2 separate regions of the Mus musculus genome follow, and region 2 is linked to region 1. A link is a loop called in an ENCODE intact Hi-C map of the cell type or tissue named here. Cell type or tissue: gastrocnemius. All regions are shown on one strand.

Region 1 (8,000 bases):
CAGTCCCTACCACTAGCTCAACAGTCCCTGATCTCCAGAGTCTGCCTTTGTCACTGAGAACAGGCTCCTGCCGGGTTGCAGGGAAGGCAGGTGGTGTTAGCTTAGCTAAGAGTCTAGAGCTGTGTGGAAGCACCTTCACATTGAAGGATACACTGGCCCACAGCACCACGCATGTCTGTCGGGGCCCACAGTGTCGTCCCTGGGGAGCTCTAGGGAGACCTGCAGGACAGGACCTGCCTTCACATCATTGCCGGGGGCTCTCCAGGTGGAGCTCTGTATGGCTCTGTAGCTGCTTGCTGTTTTGAGGCAGATTCAGTTGGTGCTGTTCGCACTCCTGGGCTGGGCTGAGCAGACTGAGCAAGCTTTGGGGCTCTGAGGGTGTGACCTTGCCAGGCCAGCCTTGTTTTACAGGGAATGATGGTGACCTCGTGGTTCTGTTGCTCTGAACTCTGCATACACTGCAGAACAGAAGGAAATGAACAGAAATCACAGCATCAATAAAGACAAACTTTGCATAGCTTTCTGGAATGTTCAGCAGCAGCCTCCATAGCTGATCTTAAGACATTCAATGTGTGTATGCTCTTCAAATGACATGGCTCTTGGTGGTTAGAGAGGGGTGTTGTCCAGCTCTGTCTATTCTCGTGCTATTTCCCAGACGAGCTGCAGCAGAGACCGTCTTGGGTTGGGGAGATGAGACCCGAGTTTAGGTACCACCCAAACATACAGAACAAAGGAAGGCCATAGCCTAGCATAACTGTAACCCTAATACTGGAGCTGCAGACTGAGGCAGCCTAGCCTAAACAGTGACATTTTGGGCTCTGTGAGATCCTGTCTCAAGATGAACAGTCGAGGAAGATGCCCAGTGTCATCGTCTGGCCTCCACACGCAGTAGAAATAGTCTTGTGGCCACAAGCAGCTATCAGTCGAATGGGTGGTGTTCACGGAGCAGGGTGCTCACCTCTGTCTAGGAGCTAATGTCACGTGTTCTGGATGCTGGGATGTGTGGTCGGTCCCTGGAGACATGGATGTGCCAACTGGGCTGTGGGCTGGGTCCTAACTAGTCGGAGATAAATGAGAGAAGTCTGAGGGCCCAGGAATACAGCTTTGCTGAGCCAGTGCTGCATTCGCTCAGTCCTCTGGTCATGCGTAGCCTGCGAGCCAGGTAGAGCCCATGCTTGCAAAGCACCAGTCCTCACAGGGCCGTCATGGCCGGATGGTCAGTGCAAGGAGCTGAGAGACTCGAGGGGTATCTGAAGTCCCTGGTGTCTGCCTTGTAGGCTCTGAGACAGCCACACAGACAGTGATGGGGAGTCCTTGTGTCAAAGGAGAGATGGTGGCCTTCATGGTGGGGTTATTCCTAAGGTCCTGGTGAGTCACAGAGCCAAACAGCATAGTGAGCAGCAGGCAGGCCCACCCCAACAATCCCAGTCCTGTCTCCACTTTTCTCAAGCCCCAGTGTTCATGATTGTCCTATGCCACAGTGACATCTGTGCATGTCCCAGGGTCCACTTACTTGTGTGAGTGTAGCCAGTGGAAGCACTAAGGGTGGGGTAGAGGAGGGTGTTGGGCCTCCATGTCCTACCATCTGGCTCTGGCTTTCCTGGCCCTGGGGCCTGCAGTGGCTCCTGGTCCCTTAGGCATAGCTTCGGAGCCTGTTAATTGGTCCCACTTTCAGGGGCCTTAATGCCTGTAGGTTGGGTACATAGCATTATGCTTACAGGACCCTGCTAGCTAGTAGGCTAGTCCACATGCCTACACTTCATGTGGTTCCAGAAATTTCTTCCATATTAGGGTGTGTGGAGTCCCATTTTTATTGGGACTACACTTTTATTTAAGGGGATTTGTGTCTTACCTGGTTTTAGGCCAGTCTGACCTGGGCAGTTCATGCTATGATTTCAGCTTGTGTCAGGATGCCTCCACCTCCAGCAGCAGCTCCCCACTTCCACTGGGATGCCCAGTTGCCAGGGTCGTTCCCAAAAGGCTGCCCACCAGTCTCTGATAAGACACCAAGGCAATTTATATGAGAGAGATTGACTGGCCTTGCAGTTCCAGAGGGTTGGGGGCCATGCTGGTGGAAGGGAGGCTGGAGCCCCAGTTGAGAGCTCCCATCTTCCACAAGCAGGAGGCAGGCCGGACACACTGGCAATGACACATCAACAAGGCCCTAAGTCCTAATCCTTCTAAACATCTCCAACACTGGGGACCGTTCCCATCCAGATCAGTGCACACAGCTCTCTCCTTTGTCAGTTTAGTTAGTTTGGCCCCTGTACTCCCCTAAACCCCCTGCCTCATTAAACTTGTATCTTCATTCCTCATTACCACGTTGTCTCTGTGTCTTGCTTTGAGAGAGATTCCTTGCGCTCTGCCCCACCTCTCACTGATTCAATCCATCTGGTGGTGGTCAAAGTTTTGTCTCAGTATGATGGGAGGTCGTGTGGCACACAGCTGAAGTGCATACAAAATGACATGCTACAGTGTCACCACTTGTATTCACATGTGAAGGTGCCCTCGGGAACAGGGCATTTGTTGCTGGGACTCCACACTCCCCTGTACTCGCCTACCAACACTGGTGGGCAGACTGGCCTCTGCCTACGCTCCTGAGCTCGGGTGCTTTTGCTGATCTCTGAGATGTACACATTGCATGTGGCTTAAGTGGTCCAGCTATGAAGATACTAGTTTGCTCTACCCACAGGCACTGGATGGTTTAAAAGTGTTGGCCCGCTGTTGTGAGCATTTGAGTTCCACAGGGAAGCATTTCTGTAGGGTACAGAGGTATCCCTCAATGTCTGTAGGAGATTCTAGCACTTCCAGGATAGCAAGACCCCATCTTCTGCAGATATGCAAGTCCCTTGAATAAGTGGATATTGTAGTAGACTTTCCACGTGCCCTCTCCAACCCCCTGGACTCCATTTGGTGCAGTGTGAGAATTCTCCCTCCAATCCTAGATCTTGAAGATTTTCTCAAAATTTTCCAAAACGCTCCTGGTTTTGTTTCACCTTTTTTGTTTGTTTTTCCTTTTTTTCTTTCTTTCTTTCTCCCCCCCCCCCCCCCCCCGAGACAGGGTTTCTCTGTATAGCCCTGGCTGTCCTGGAACTCACTTTGTAGACCAGGCTGGCCTCGAACTTAGAAATCTGCCTGCCTCTTGTTTGTTTTTCAAGACAGGATTTCTCTGTATAACAAACCAGGCTAGCCTCAAACCCCCAAAGATCTGCCTCCCAAGGCTAGAATTAAAACCATCTGCATCACCACACCTGGCTTTTATTCCAGTTTTAAGTTCACAGTCTACTCTGATCAGATGTGTAGCTCTGAGCTCCTGTCTTGACAGCCCATTTAATTGCTTCTGTTCGTGTACTGGCTAGTTTTGTGTCAACTTGACACAGCTGGAGTTATCACAGAGAAAGGAGCTTCAGTTGAGGAAATGCCTCCATGAGATCCAACTGTAAGGCATTTTCTCAATTAGTGTTCAAGGGGGAGAGGCCCCTTGTGGGTGGAACCATCTCTGAGCTGGTTGTCTTGGTTCTATAAGAGCAAGCCAGGGGAAGCAAACCAGTAAAGAACATCCCTCCATGGCCTCTGCATCAGCTCCTGCTTCCTGACCTGCTTGAGTTCCAGTCCTGACTTCCTTGGTGATGAACAGCAGTATGGGAGTGTAAGCCGAATAAACCATTTCCTCCCCAACTTGCTTCTTGGTCATGGTGTTTGTGCAGGAATAGAAGCCCTGACTAAGACAGTTCGTTTCTTGGATACAGTTCCAGATTGTGAGTTTACAGTCTTTTTCCTTCCCCTAGGCTTTACTGCCTTGCTTCTGGCCTGCTATGTACTGTCAGCTCTCAGAGTCTCATCCCTCAGCTCCTTAGCACCCTCCCTGCTTTGCTTTGTTATCCTGGAGATGGACCCCACCCCACAAAGGTTTTCTTCTTTGCTTGCAGCCACGGAGCTCAGATCTGCCACTAGAGGGAGCAAGAGTCACACCAAGGATGACGGGGCTCTGGCTTCTAAGTGCTGCCTTTTCTGGGCTTCTGTCTGCTTGCCTGCAGTGACTGCCAGAGCTCTTAGTTGAAGGGATTCCAATGTGGGTCTTGGTTGTCAGCTCTTTGACAGTCCCACCATCCCATGTGACATGGCCACTTCCAGCACACAGGATGCTCAGGGTCCTCAGCATCTAGGCTCAGGACTTCTTTGTGCCTGTCACCTACCCTGTGATGGTGGGTATACACTGAGAATAGGGTGTCCTGCTGCTTTGTTTGTTTTTCGAGACAGGGTTTCTCTGTGTAACTCTGGCTGTCCTGGAACTCATTTTGTAGACCAGGCTGGCCTCGAACTCAGAGATCCGCCTATCTCGGCCTCTCAAGCTGGATTAAAGGTGTGTACTACCACTGCCTGGCTTGAAGCTTTTCCTTGATCATTTGTTTTCTGTGGTTTAATCTCTGTGTGTATGGTGTGTGTGTGTGTGTGTGTGTGTGTGTGTGTGTGTGTCTATTTGGGGTTTCCTGATTATTGTTGAAGGTAACATTTTTGTCAAGCATGGGACATCCCCAGCTCCTATCTATTTCTGTAGCTCTGACTCTGGCTGAGTTTGCCAGTGTGGCTGGCTTGCTTTGGTGACTTCCAAGCCTCTGCTCCTGGCTTACCTTCAGGTTTCCTTTTCTGCTGTGCCTCAGGTTGGGTAGATTTCAGTTGACTGGCCTGCCCTTGTGGCATCTAAAACACCGCTGCTCAAGGTGAAGGCTTTCTGTCTTTCAGTTTTGACCTAAGCCTTCCATTTCTCCAGCAATCGTAATGTAAAGCTTTAAATTCATCGTGTGCACTGGGATGTGCGAGGACTTCCGCTTGTTCCATCATCTGTGTCATCTCTACATCTTTTCCTGGGGATTGGTTGTGAGGGAGAGGGAGAAAGGGGAGAGACAGGGAGGGAGTATGTGTGTATTTGTGGGTGTACATACCTTAAAAGTTTCTGATTGTTTCTGTGTATGTGTGTGAGTGTGTTCCATTGTGTGATGGAGCTTTCTAGAGACATGCTTCTCCAAAATGGAGAGGTTTTGTGTAGCAATTTCCTGAAGATAAAACATTCTGTCTTAGAGGAAGCTTGCTTACAACACCAGATGTTCTCTCTCTCTCTCTCTCCATGTGTATGTGTGTTTCTGTGTATCTATATATGTGTATGTGTGTGTTTCTGTGTGTCTATTTGTGTGTGTATGTATGTGTTTTTGTGTGTTATATGTGAGTGTTTCTGTGTGTTTATATATATATATATGTGTGTGTGTGTGTGTGTGTGTGTGTGTGTGTATGGGTACTTCTGTGTGTCTCTATTTAGGTGTGTGTGTGTTTGCAGGGATACTCCTTAAGGAAGTAAGCAATGTTTCAGGAAGTCCCTGAAACTGACCAGATATACTAGGCCTCTACCTTTCCCAGCATATAACTTATAAGGACTAACTGTGCAGTGGTGGCGCACACCTTTAATCCCAGCACTTAAGAGGCAGAAGCAGCTTGATCTCTAAGTATGAGGGTAGCCTGGTCTACAGAATGAGCCAGAGCTGCACAGAAAAACCCTGTCTTGAGCCCTGCCCCTCAAAGATTTATAACCTATAAGGGCTGCTGACAGACATGGTCAGACAACCTGAGCTTACCAGAAGAGGCTCAGGCCAGAGAAATCTCTTGGAAGAAACAGGCATCAGTAAAGATGCCTGCATAGGCTCAGATCTCCTAAACTGACCACAGGAGACAGTCTCCACCCTGACAAGCTGCTTGCAGGCTGTGCAGCACACTGCAGATTTCAAGACTCACCCATGCTGGATGTGGGCTTCGGTGATGCAGCTGTCTTTGAGTCATTTCTGCTCCTGCAGTAACCCCAATCAAACTCACCGGCTCACCATGATGGCTTTGGTGGTGTCCTTCCTTACTTTGGGTTGCTGTTGGTACCCCTTCTGGGGTGCAGAGCCATCCGTTCACATTTCCCAGGAACAGTCTCACAACAGGGGTCAGTAACAATCTTGGGTGTTGGTCTTCTGTGTTGTTTGACTCAGGGTGTCTTGGTTCAAGGTTGCTTTCTGTGCTTGAGCTGGCTCTTGAGTTTCCAGAGTGTCTGTCACCAATCTTCCCAGTAGAGGCAGGCTGGGGTTACACACGTGTGCACTGCTGTACGTGGCTCACACCTGGCTTCTGGGGACTCAAACTTAGATAGCTAGGCTGGCCCAGCTGGCACTTCATCCACAGAGCCTCCCAGCCTCTAAGTACGTTCTTTTAATACAGATACTTTCAGTCACACTGTCAGATTTGCCCATGGTTCCTCAGGATGACGTTATGAGAGCTAGCTCTCTCCATTCACTCTTGCTTTAACGTGGCTAGCTGGCAAGCATGGAACAGGAAGGAGGGCCGGGCGGAGAGATGGTCTCCCGTGAAAGCCACGGGACACGAGCTTGTTTTCTTACCTGCGAAATGAAAGCTGAGTAGCTCTCGGCGACTAGCTGTTAGCTTGTCCATTTTTGAAACAGACAATTACAAAACTAAGACTTTGACATGTCCCCAGAAGCTGTAGCTACCGAAGGAACACATCTCTGGATGCCATCAGGCTTGGGCACATATCAGAAGTCTGAGGCTGCATCTGCCCCAGACCAAAAGGCTGGCATCTTGATGCAGAGGGCCAACAGCCCTGATATACATGAATAATGAATAGAACTCGGAGGGCTGGAGAGTTGGCTCGGTGGTTAAGAGCACTTGTAGTCCTTTGAAAGGACCTGGGTTCAGTTCCCAGCACCCATGTGGTGGCTTATAACCATCTGTAAGTCCAGTTCCAGCTGATGTAGCATCCTTCTCAGACCTCAGCAAGTACCAAGCATTCACACTGTACATAGACAGACATGCCGTACACAGGCATACACGCAAAGCAAAACATCCATACATGTAAAATTTAAAGAAGATAGGGCTGGCGAGATGACTCAGCAGTTAAGAGCATTGACTGCTCTTCCAAAGGTCCTGAGTTCAAATCCCAGCAACCACATGGTGGCTCACAACCACCCATAATGAGATCGGACACCCTCTTCTGGTGTGTCTGAAGACAGCTACAGTGTACTAATGAATAATAATAAATGAATCTTTAAAAAAAAGAAAATTTAAAGAAGATGACAATGAAGATGGAGGAGGGGGAAAGGAGGAAGAGGAGGGGGAGGAAGGAGAGGAGGGAGAGGAAGAGAGGGATTTGGAGGAGGAGGGGGAGAGCGAGGGGAGGAGGGAGAGGAGTATCTGCTTTCACTCTGTCTACTTCCCCAATTTCATCTTAGGTGTGCCACCCCCCACCCCACCCCCACCCCCCGTGGCTAGCTGAGGGTCAAATCCACATCTGCTCTCTTCCCATCTGGTCATATCTTCTGGCTAGGGTCACCCTACTTCAGTTTCCCCTTTCCCATATTGAAACCTGCCTGTGTTCCCGTACTCCCTGGCCCCCCGCCCAAGTTGCCGGCTGTGTACATAACATAATGCTATCTGATATGCAAAGGACCTGGACCATAAATGCCAGCCACCGTGTGACTGAATGCTCTCAGAACCATATTAAACAGCCAGAGCTCGGGAGAAATTAATAAGCTTTTTAATTAAAGTAACATGGCCAAAGTGCTTTCATTTCAATAGACAATTGATATAAAATTAATGAGATATTTTACACTATCTCATCGTACTTGAGTGTTAAACCTGGTGGCTTTCTGCTCTTTCTGGGGACCTTGCGAGACACAATAGCTCTGGCCATCTTCATAAAGGAATTGTGCTATAGACCCATGATGGCAGAGGTATGTAGTCACACCGAATGCAGTACTTCACACTGTCACCAAAATACACCAGGGAAGACAGGATCTGCAGTCAGTGGAATGGCCCTGAGGCAAGGTCAGGGCTAGATGGCTGGGCTCTTGAAGGATCTGGAAGCTGACCAAAATCATTGACTTTGCCTCCGAGTGTTGGTCACCCCCAACCTCTTTCTCCCTTAAGTTGCTGTAGGTCAGGGTTGCTTTTAG
Region 2 (8,000 bases), 230 kb after region 1:
TAAACAGAGCTCCTGCCCTGGCTTAGTGGTTCATTCAGTTCTACATCACAAGCCAGCCATCTGCCCTAAAAAACCGAATCCCCCCTAGCTGATTTTCCAGGTGCAGGGTGAGGGCATCCCCTCTGCTCTGACCCTTGCAGGGCAAGGAACTTTGAATGGGCCTAATCCACATTTGGTTCGTGTTTCTGCTTTTGTTGGCTCCCCTGTTAATCACTGCCCCCTCCACTCACCTCACCTGGAAACAATGGCCGATTTACAGACAGGTGGTACCCACCTCCAGAATGAAAGACAATAAGACTTTTTACTTAAGTTCGTTGTTGCTTTGTCTTCTGATAAATGCATTTACATAGGCTAGAGTCCTGGTTACTTTCCTGTTGTGGTGTGTTAAACACCATGACCAAATGCAACCTGGGAAGGAAAGGGTTTATTTCCTTTTAAAAGGCCGAAGTCCGCCTTTGAGGGAAATCAGCTCAGGCACTGAAGCAGGGCAGGAGCTTGAAACAGAGACCCTGGAGGAACACTTTACTGTCTTGTTCTCAGGCCAGGCCTTTCTTATACAGCTCTAGCCCAACTGCCTAGGGATAGTTCTGCCCACAGTGGATTCCGACCAGTCTTACATCTACTAACAGTTAAGAGCACAGCCCATGGTTCAATCTGATGAAGCAGGCACTTCTTAGGTTGAGGCTCCTTCATCACAGGTGTGTTGTCATCTGTGTGGATGAGACATCACAGCTAGATAATGGGGCAGCGGAGTGTAAAGGGCTGACACTTTGAAACACCAAAAACACCGCCCATTGTCTTGAAAGGCTGCATCAATTTGCCCCCTCACCAACAACAGAGCCTGAGTCTTCATTGCTTTCCTCCTCCCCCGAATCTCCTGCAGTCTTGTCTCCCACCCCCCAAACTGTGTTTCCATGGTTACGGGTGGGGTCAGGCATCTTTCACCCCCTTAGCACTAGTGTTTCTTTCTTTTCTTTTTTCTCTTTCTTTCTTTCTTTCTTTTTTTTTTTTTTTTTTTAGACAGGGTTTCTCTGTATAGCCCTGGGTGTCCTGGAACTCACTAGACCAGGTTGGCCTCAAACTCAGAAATCCACCTGCCTCTGCCTCTGCCTCCTAAGTGCAGGGATTAAAGGTGTGCACCACCACTGCTTGGCTAGTTAGTGTTTCTTTCTCAGATATTTTCCCTCATCCCTGTCCTTGCTGGCAAGCCATTAAAACAGGATGAGGCAGGATGGAGATGGAAGGTAGGCCAGAAGGAGATGAAGTTGTTGAACGTCTCACTAGGACATCCCTGAAGACTAATGAAGAAGTGAGGGGCAATAACAAACTGAGAAACTAGATAACTAGGTAAACCCAAATCACATTGCTGGGCAAAGTCTGGGAGGGATACAGATGATAACAGATGCTTCTGTCAACTCCCAGCTAAGGGAACGGCTAACATTGTATTTTTCAAAGTCTTCATTGTGCTTTAGCACTTTATAAAAGGGCTAGGGAGTCGGTAAAATTGGTTTGTCCTTCAGCAAAGGGAGAAAGGTATTTTCTGGAAGGAATATTTTTAAAATTGACCATGGACCTTCTAAAACGAATCAAAATAGGTGACTGTCTGCCAATGCAGAAATGAGGGAAAGAGCCCTTCAACAGAATTGAAAAGAAAAAAAAATAGATTTAATTTCATAAGAAACAGCATAATGACTAGAAAATCGAAAGCTCAGTGTGGCGGTGTAGGTCTGCAGACTCTGCTGAGACCAGCGCCAAAGAGACTTCTGAGCCAGCCTGAGCTGTGGAGGGAGACATAGTTTCAAAACACAACAAGAGTGTTGGCATAGCAACAGTCAACATCAGTATCCGAGTTGGGCACATTATAATTCCTGGTCTTAGGTGAAATCAAATGTCAGGTTGACAGTTGGTAATGTGTGTGTGTGGGGGGGGAATTTGTAAATCTGAGGCTAGGTTCACGCCAGGTTTTTAAGTCAAAGTGGTGTCAGTGTAATTGTGACGAGGTTTTTACTCAAAACAAAAAACTGAAAACCTCATGGGGCCCAGTAAAATGGATCAGTGGATAAAGGTGTCTGATGTCAAGCCTGCCGACTTGAATGTGACAAGGAGAGAACGGAGTCCTGCAAGATGTCCTCTGACTGACACATATGGGCTTCGACTCGGGCACCCTGCCCCCACTCTAAGTAAATAGTTTTTAAAAGGTGCTTTGCACTAAATCCAGTGCTGGTACAAGCATACCAAAGCATTGGTAGCCAGCCCCTCTCTAGTGAGTCTGCCCATAGACGCAGATTTCTTTCTTTCTTTCTTTCTTTCTTTCTTTCTTTCTTTCTTTCTTTCTTTCTTTTTTTTTTTTTTTTTTTGGTTTTTTCAAGACAGGGTTTCTCTGTATAGCCCTGGCTGTCCTGGAACTCACTCTGTAGCCTCTGCCTCCCGAGTGCTGGGATTAAAGGCGTTCACCATCATGCCCGACTGGCAGATTTCTTATGGGTTCTAAAGTGGATGCATTCCTCTTTCCTTTGATAAAGCAGTAAGACCTCCCCATTAGCTGTCAGTCGACAAAACCATTCTGCAACCCTCTCAGACTGTGCACAGTGAGGTCATTCGGGGTGGGCTTTCTGGGCACGGTGCTTGGGAAGTGTTTTGTTGCTTTCTGTTCAGAAGAATTTCTGGAGCCGGGCATGGTGGCGCACGCCTTTAATCCCAGCACTCGGGAGGCAGAGGCAGGCGGATTTCTGAGTTCGAGGCCAGCCTGGTCTACAAAGTGAGTTCCAGGACAGCCAAGGCTACACAGAGAAACCCTGTCTCAAAAAAACAAAAAAACAAACAACAACAAAAGAATTTCTGAAGAATAAAGTGCGTTGAATCCCTCTCTCCCCCTAGCCTGTGGGCCCTGGAAAGTACGTATTTGATATTGGATGCGAACAGCACGGTGAATATCGCCTCACAGATACGGTAAGTGGACTTGTTGCATCTGCTTTCAAGGGTTAAATAAATATCTGCTCACTCATATTGATCCCAGCAGACAGCCCAACTGCCAAAGTGGTCAATGTCATTTCACAATGGCTTCGGGGGTCAGAGCTTGATTTTGTGGCTGGGAACAGTCTAACCCTGAGTTCCGGCAGGTGTCAGTCCCAGAATGGCATCTGAACACTGTTAACCATCTGTACCGACGTCAGGTGGCTGATCACAAAAGTCCCAAGGGTGGCCTGCTCTTAAAGCCTAGTTAGTTAATAAGTTCCTTTGCTACACTGAGCATGGGCGTTAATAGCCGATTGCTCTTCTCTGTTTGGCAACAGTGTAGCCATTCTCAGGGTACAGGATTGTGTGAAGGGGTTGTCCATGTGTGAGCTCTTGATGTGTCAATGCCTGGCGACTGCCTGGGTGTAATGAGGTTTAGTAAAAATTTCCTGGTCCTAGTACTACCTCTGAGCCTTTGCCTTATTCCTGTTGTAAGAAGTTTTGTTTTTGTTTGTTTTTTTAGTGACTACGGACAATTTTATTAGAGTTTTTTCAAACAAACAAACAAATGCCCCAGGGCAAGCAAGCTGTAAACCTCAGCTGTTTTTCCCAGAGAAGTAGAATGGAAGAAGGAAAGGAAAAACAATACAAAACAAAAACAAAAGTTTGAGCTAAGCTGGCATAGGCCCCCCCCACCCCCACCCCCGCGACCCCGCCATGACAAGGAAGAAGTGCTTTAGAGACAGTGAGGAAGCCCAAGCGATCAAGAACATGCGTAGGTTCTGGCTAGCATCTCAGTTCTCAAGCTGTAGATTGAGACTCCTTCAGGGGGCCAACGAAACTTTCACAGGGGCCATATATCAGCTACCCTGCAAGTCAGCTCTCTACAGTTACGATTCATTACAGCAGCAAAGTTAACAGTTGTGAAGTAGCAACGAAAATAATTGTATGGTCGAGGGGGATCACCGCAACATGAGGACCTGTGTTGAAGGGTTGCGGCGTTATGAAGGGTGAGAACCACTGCTCTGGAAGTTGACCTTTCTGAGTCAGGATTCAGCAGAGTGGGCGGGGCCAGCCTTACCTCAGCTGAACCTAATGGCACAGCCAAGCCCGGGCACAGCCAAGCCCTGGCACAGCCCAGCCCCAGTCAGAAGCTTTAGGAGCCAGGCTGAGCCTGGCCAGAGAAAGTATCAGAAAGTATCAAATTGTGCTTTTTTTTTTTTTTTTTTTTTTTTTTCTCCTTGGTCCCTGAACCAGCTCCCTTCCTAGTGAACTAGGAACTGGAACTGTATTGTAAGCTGACTCTCCCAGGACTATCCTGACTTTCCTGGTGCAGTAGATAGTACTGGACCACAGAGTTTAATCTCAGGCACAATAAAGAGGAGACTTAGCAATAGTAATTAATAAAATAAAATGAAACAGTGATAATGTGGCAAACATGAGTTACATGAATGTTCTCCCTCTCTCCCTCCCTCCTCTCCCCTTCCCTCCCTCCCCAAGGTTTCTGCAACCTCAGTGTTTTGTTTCTTTTCTTTTCTTTTCTTTTCTTTTCTTTTCTTTTCTTTCCACTTAAAGGGAGTCTCCCCAGCACATCCCACAAATGTTCCCAGATGTTTTGGCTTAAAGGAAAAGTATCCATCCCTCTGTCCTCCCACCCCCATCTCATGAGGTGAATGCTGGAAACTGTAGAAGTGGGGACCTAATTGGAGAAACCATCAGCAGGGGGCGATATTTCAGGGTGCTGCATCTCCCTTGGTCCTTTCCGATTTGTTCCCATCCCTGTTTCCCATGGACTGTGCAGTAAACTGTTCCACCATGACGGTCTGAGCCTCTGAAACCTTGAGTCAAATACCCCTTCCCTCTTTTAAGCTGTTCCCTTAGGTAGTTTGTCTCAGCTACGCAAAAGGAACTAAAATACCACACATAGTAGGACCTCATTTTTACATGGACCACCTAATCTTCAAATAATAGGTCATGCTCTAAGGTCCTGGGGGGCTAGGACAAGGTCACAGTTTTGGGAGTGGGGCATAGTTTGTTTCATCACTCTGAGAAGGTCAACTACAACACTCTGAGGCACACACACACAGAGTTTATTGGGAGTTGACCTGAGGAGGGTCAACTGCGGAAGAACCAGGATTGGCTAGAAACAGGAGGTGACCAGTGCTGTGACGTCTCTGAAGCTGGGACCTGCCTGAACCAGGGGCCGTGCAGCAGGTGTGGGAGATGGGGGTGGTGCAGTGCTGAGGCTTTGCTGATGGGAGGGGGGGTCACATCCATGGGAGGCACCCAGGTTCTGAGCTATCAGTTGTGGATTGCCAGCAGCTGAAAGAAGGGTCACCCACCACCTGGGGAAAGTCAGCTAGTGCCAGAGCACATGGGCCCCTTTGGGGATAGTCTCTGAGTATAGTTCCTGGCTCAGCAGCCTCAGGGGTCACTTGGGATCCTATGCAAATGACCAGTCTGCAATCCTGACCTGGAACCTACGCAAATTATTAGTTTCTATTCCCAACTGGCCAAGTGAGAAGCGTGTGTGTTTCAGAGAGCATTCTGAGTGACTCTGATGCAGGGCCGGCTTGGTTACCCCTCTCCTTGAATACTTGTCTCACCCTATGGGTGAAGGCACTGAGAACCTATGGAACGAAAATGGAAGAATTCATTTCTGAGCAGCCAAGCAGATGTTTGGAATTCTGACTACCTCCCCCAGCCCCTCCCCCCGCACCCCCTCCCCACCCCCGGTTGTCATTTAGTATCCCAGACCAAATGACGGCAATACAGATGGGTTTTTTTTTGCCTTAAAATAGGAAAGAGGAGAAGAGGAGGAGGAGGAAGAGACATTAGTGAACATCGTTCCAAAATGGAAAGCTCTCAACATCACAGAATTGGCCCTGTGGACTCCAACCCTCTCCGAGGAGCAGCCTCCCCCTGAGGGCCAAGGCCAGGAGGAACCGCAGGGACTTACTGGTACAGACACCCCATGCTTGTCAGGGTCGCCCTGGGGCAAGCACCATACACACCTGTTCCCAGGCCTGGTGTAGCTGGGGCCTCTGGGAAATGGCCAGTGGGTCAGTTGGGGTGCAGGATGTTATAAGGGGATGAGACTCTCCCAGGGAGTAGAGGAGGAGAACAAAGATCAACTAGATGGAAGACATGTCCTGCTAAGATGCAGGCCCCAGGAACCCTGGGGGATTCTCTAATAGTCAGAGTTATCGCCTGGCCGTGGGAGTGACTTGGGTTGGGCAGCCGACAGCAAATGGGATCAGGTGTCCCTGTTGGAAGAAGGTTGCATTTCTCTGTATCCGTTTTACTGTGGCTTTGCCAAGAAAGTCTGGAGACAGGTCAGGGTGATCTGATGGCCAGGCCTGGGCTGGAGCGTGGGGGGTGGGGGGTGGGGTGGGAAAGGGGGCCATGCTCGAAAGCACAGGAGACATTGCTGGGCAAACCAGGAGGACCACTCGACACACAGACCTGCACTCATGTTCTCTGGTGATCTCATTCTATCTGCCGCTGCTGTCTTCATCCCAGGCGTGGGTGACCCCTCAGAAGACATCCAGGCAGAAGGTTTTGAGGGCGAGCTGGAGCCGAGGGGGGCCGATGAAGACGTAGACACGTTCAGGCAGGAGAGCCAGGAGAACAGCTACGACATAGACCAGGGTAAGAAAGCACACCCTTTGGAGTTGGCGGGGCTAGTGTGAGGTACCTTAGAAGGAGCAGGTTTCTCCCTCCTCTACCGAACTATCCTCCGGCCAGTCTGAGGGACCTGAGTGAGCCTGGAGAGACCAGCATAGATTCTCATAAAGTCCAGCTTGTCTGCACTTGATCCTGACCTCTGCAGGGACTGGCCTGGTGTGACTGGTCCTCTACATTATCCCAAGAGGGAGAAAACTAGACGTGGCAGGGAATAGTCACATCTGCCAACATGGTTTAGGGGGACAAACTGGAAGCTTACCCCTCTGCGATCCACCGAGAGCAGGGATTAGGGCTTGTTTCAGTTGGGGCTTTATTGCTGTGAAGAGATACCATGACCGCGATAACGCTTATGAAGGGAAGCGTTTAATTGGGGCAGGCTTACAGTTCAGAGGCTCAGTCCTTGGCATCATGGCCAGAAGCATGGTGACGCACAAGGAGACATGGTACTGGAGAAGGAGCCAAGAGTTCTACATCTGGATGGGCAGGCAGCATGAAGAGAGAGAGAGAGAGAGACACTGGTACCCATGTGAGCTTCTGAAGGCTCAAAGCCTGCCCCCATTAATTCACTTCCTCCAACAAGGCCACACCCCACTAATAATGCCACTCCCTATGAGCCTATAAGGGGCTATTTTCTTTTTTAAGATTTAGTTATTTATTTATTATATGTAAGTACACTGTAGCTGTTTTCAGACATACCAGAAGAGGGCATCAGATCTCATTCCAGATGTTTGTGAGCACCATGTGGTTGCTGGGTTTAGGACCTTCAGAAGAGCAGTCAGTGCTCTTAACCACTGAGCTATCTCTTCAGCCCGAGGGGGCATTTTCATTCAAATTATCACAGGGCCCCCTTTAAACTAGATTTTGATTACAAATTAAGAGTGAACATATTTCCTTTTTTAAAAAATATATTATTTATTTATATGAGTGCACTGTAGCTGTCTTCAGACACACCAGAAGAAGACATCAGATCCCATTACAGATGGTTGTGAGCCACCATGTGGTTGCTGGAAATTGAACTCAGGACCTTTGAAAGAGCAGTCAGTGCTCTTAACTGCTGAGCCATCTCTCCCGCCCTATTTCCTATTCTTAAAAAAAAAAAAAACCTGAAACAAAACCAGGCAAAACTAGTTTTCTATGTAGCTCGTAGGAACGCAGAGGTGGCCTTAGGCTCTTCCGGAGATAGTTGATGTGAACAGTGTAAGAACACACCTAAGAGGCAGGGTCCATTGAGCAAGCTCTGGTGGACTGCTCACCTTTCTCCTCTCATCCCGTAAGCCGGTAAGAACGACTCCTTGAGGGTACAATGCCTGCAGGATGCCGTGGGCACTTAGAGCAGTGGCCGCCCTGACCTTTGGAAA

Evidence for each region. A loop is a pair of places that touch in the nucleus more often than their neighbours do. Peaks named below come from ENCODE experiments on the same cell type or tissue, not always from the same donor. Only the 100,000 strongest peaks of a DNase experiment are listed, where the experiment ranks them.
Region 2: it touches region 1 in a loop (3-fold over the local background); 12 of 42 quality-filtered maps call a loop at or near these places.

What each region holds. Positions count from the first base shown.
Region 1 is chr17:31,488,640-31,496,639 of GRCm38, reverse strand. It overlaps Wdr4 (WD repeat domain 4), which reads left to right. Exons shown (of 11, transcript NM_021322.2): 11 at 1-2,318. Among named protein-coding and RNA genes, the nearest start is that of Wdr4, 20 kb to the left of the region's middle. In gastrocnemius, no CTCF peak of the experiment used is centred here; a DNase peak (open chromatin) is centred at 3,976.
Region 2 is chr17:31,256,704-31,264,703 of GRCm38, reverse strand. It overlaps Rsph1 (radial spoke head 1 homolog (Chlamydomonas)), which reads left to right. Exons shown (of 9, transcript NM_025290.4): 6 at 2,878-2,949; 7 at 5,757-5,916; 8 at 6,478-6,606. It also overlaps a transcript of Ubash3a not described here. Among named protein-coding and RNA genes, the nearest start is that of Rsph1, 17 kb to the left of the region's middle. In gastrocnemius, a CTCF peak has its summit at 4,665 (motif pointing right); a DNase peak (open chromatin) is centred at 4,053; H3K4me3 peaks cover 2,099 bases; H3K27ac peaks cover 6,502 bases.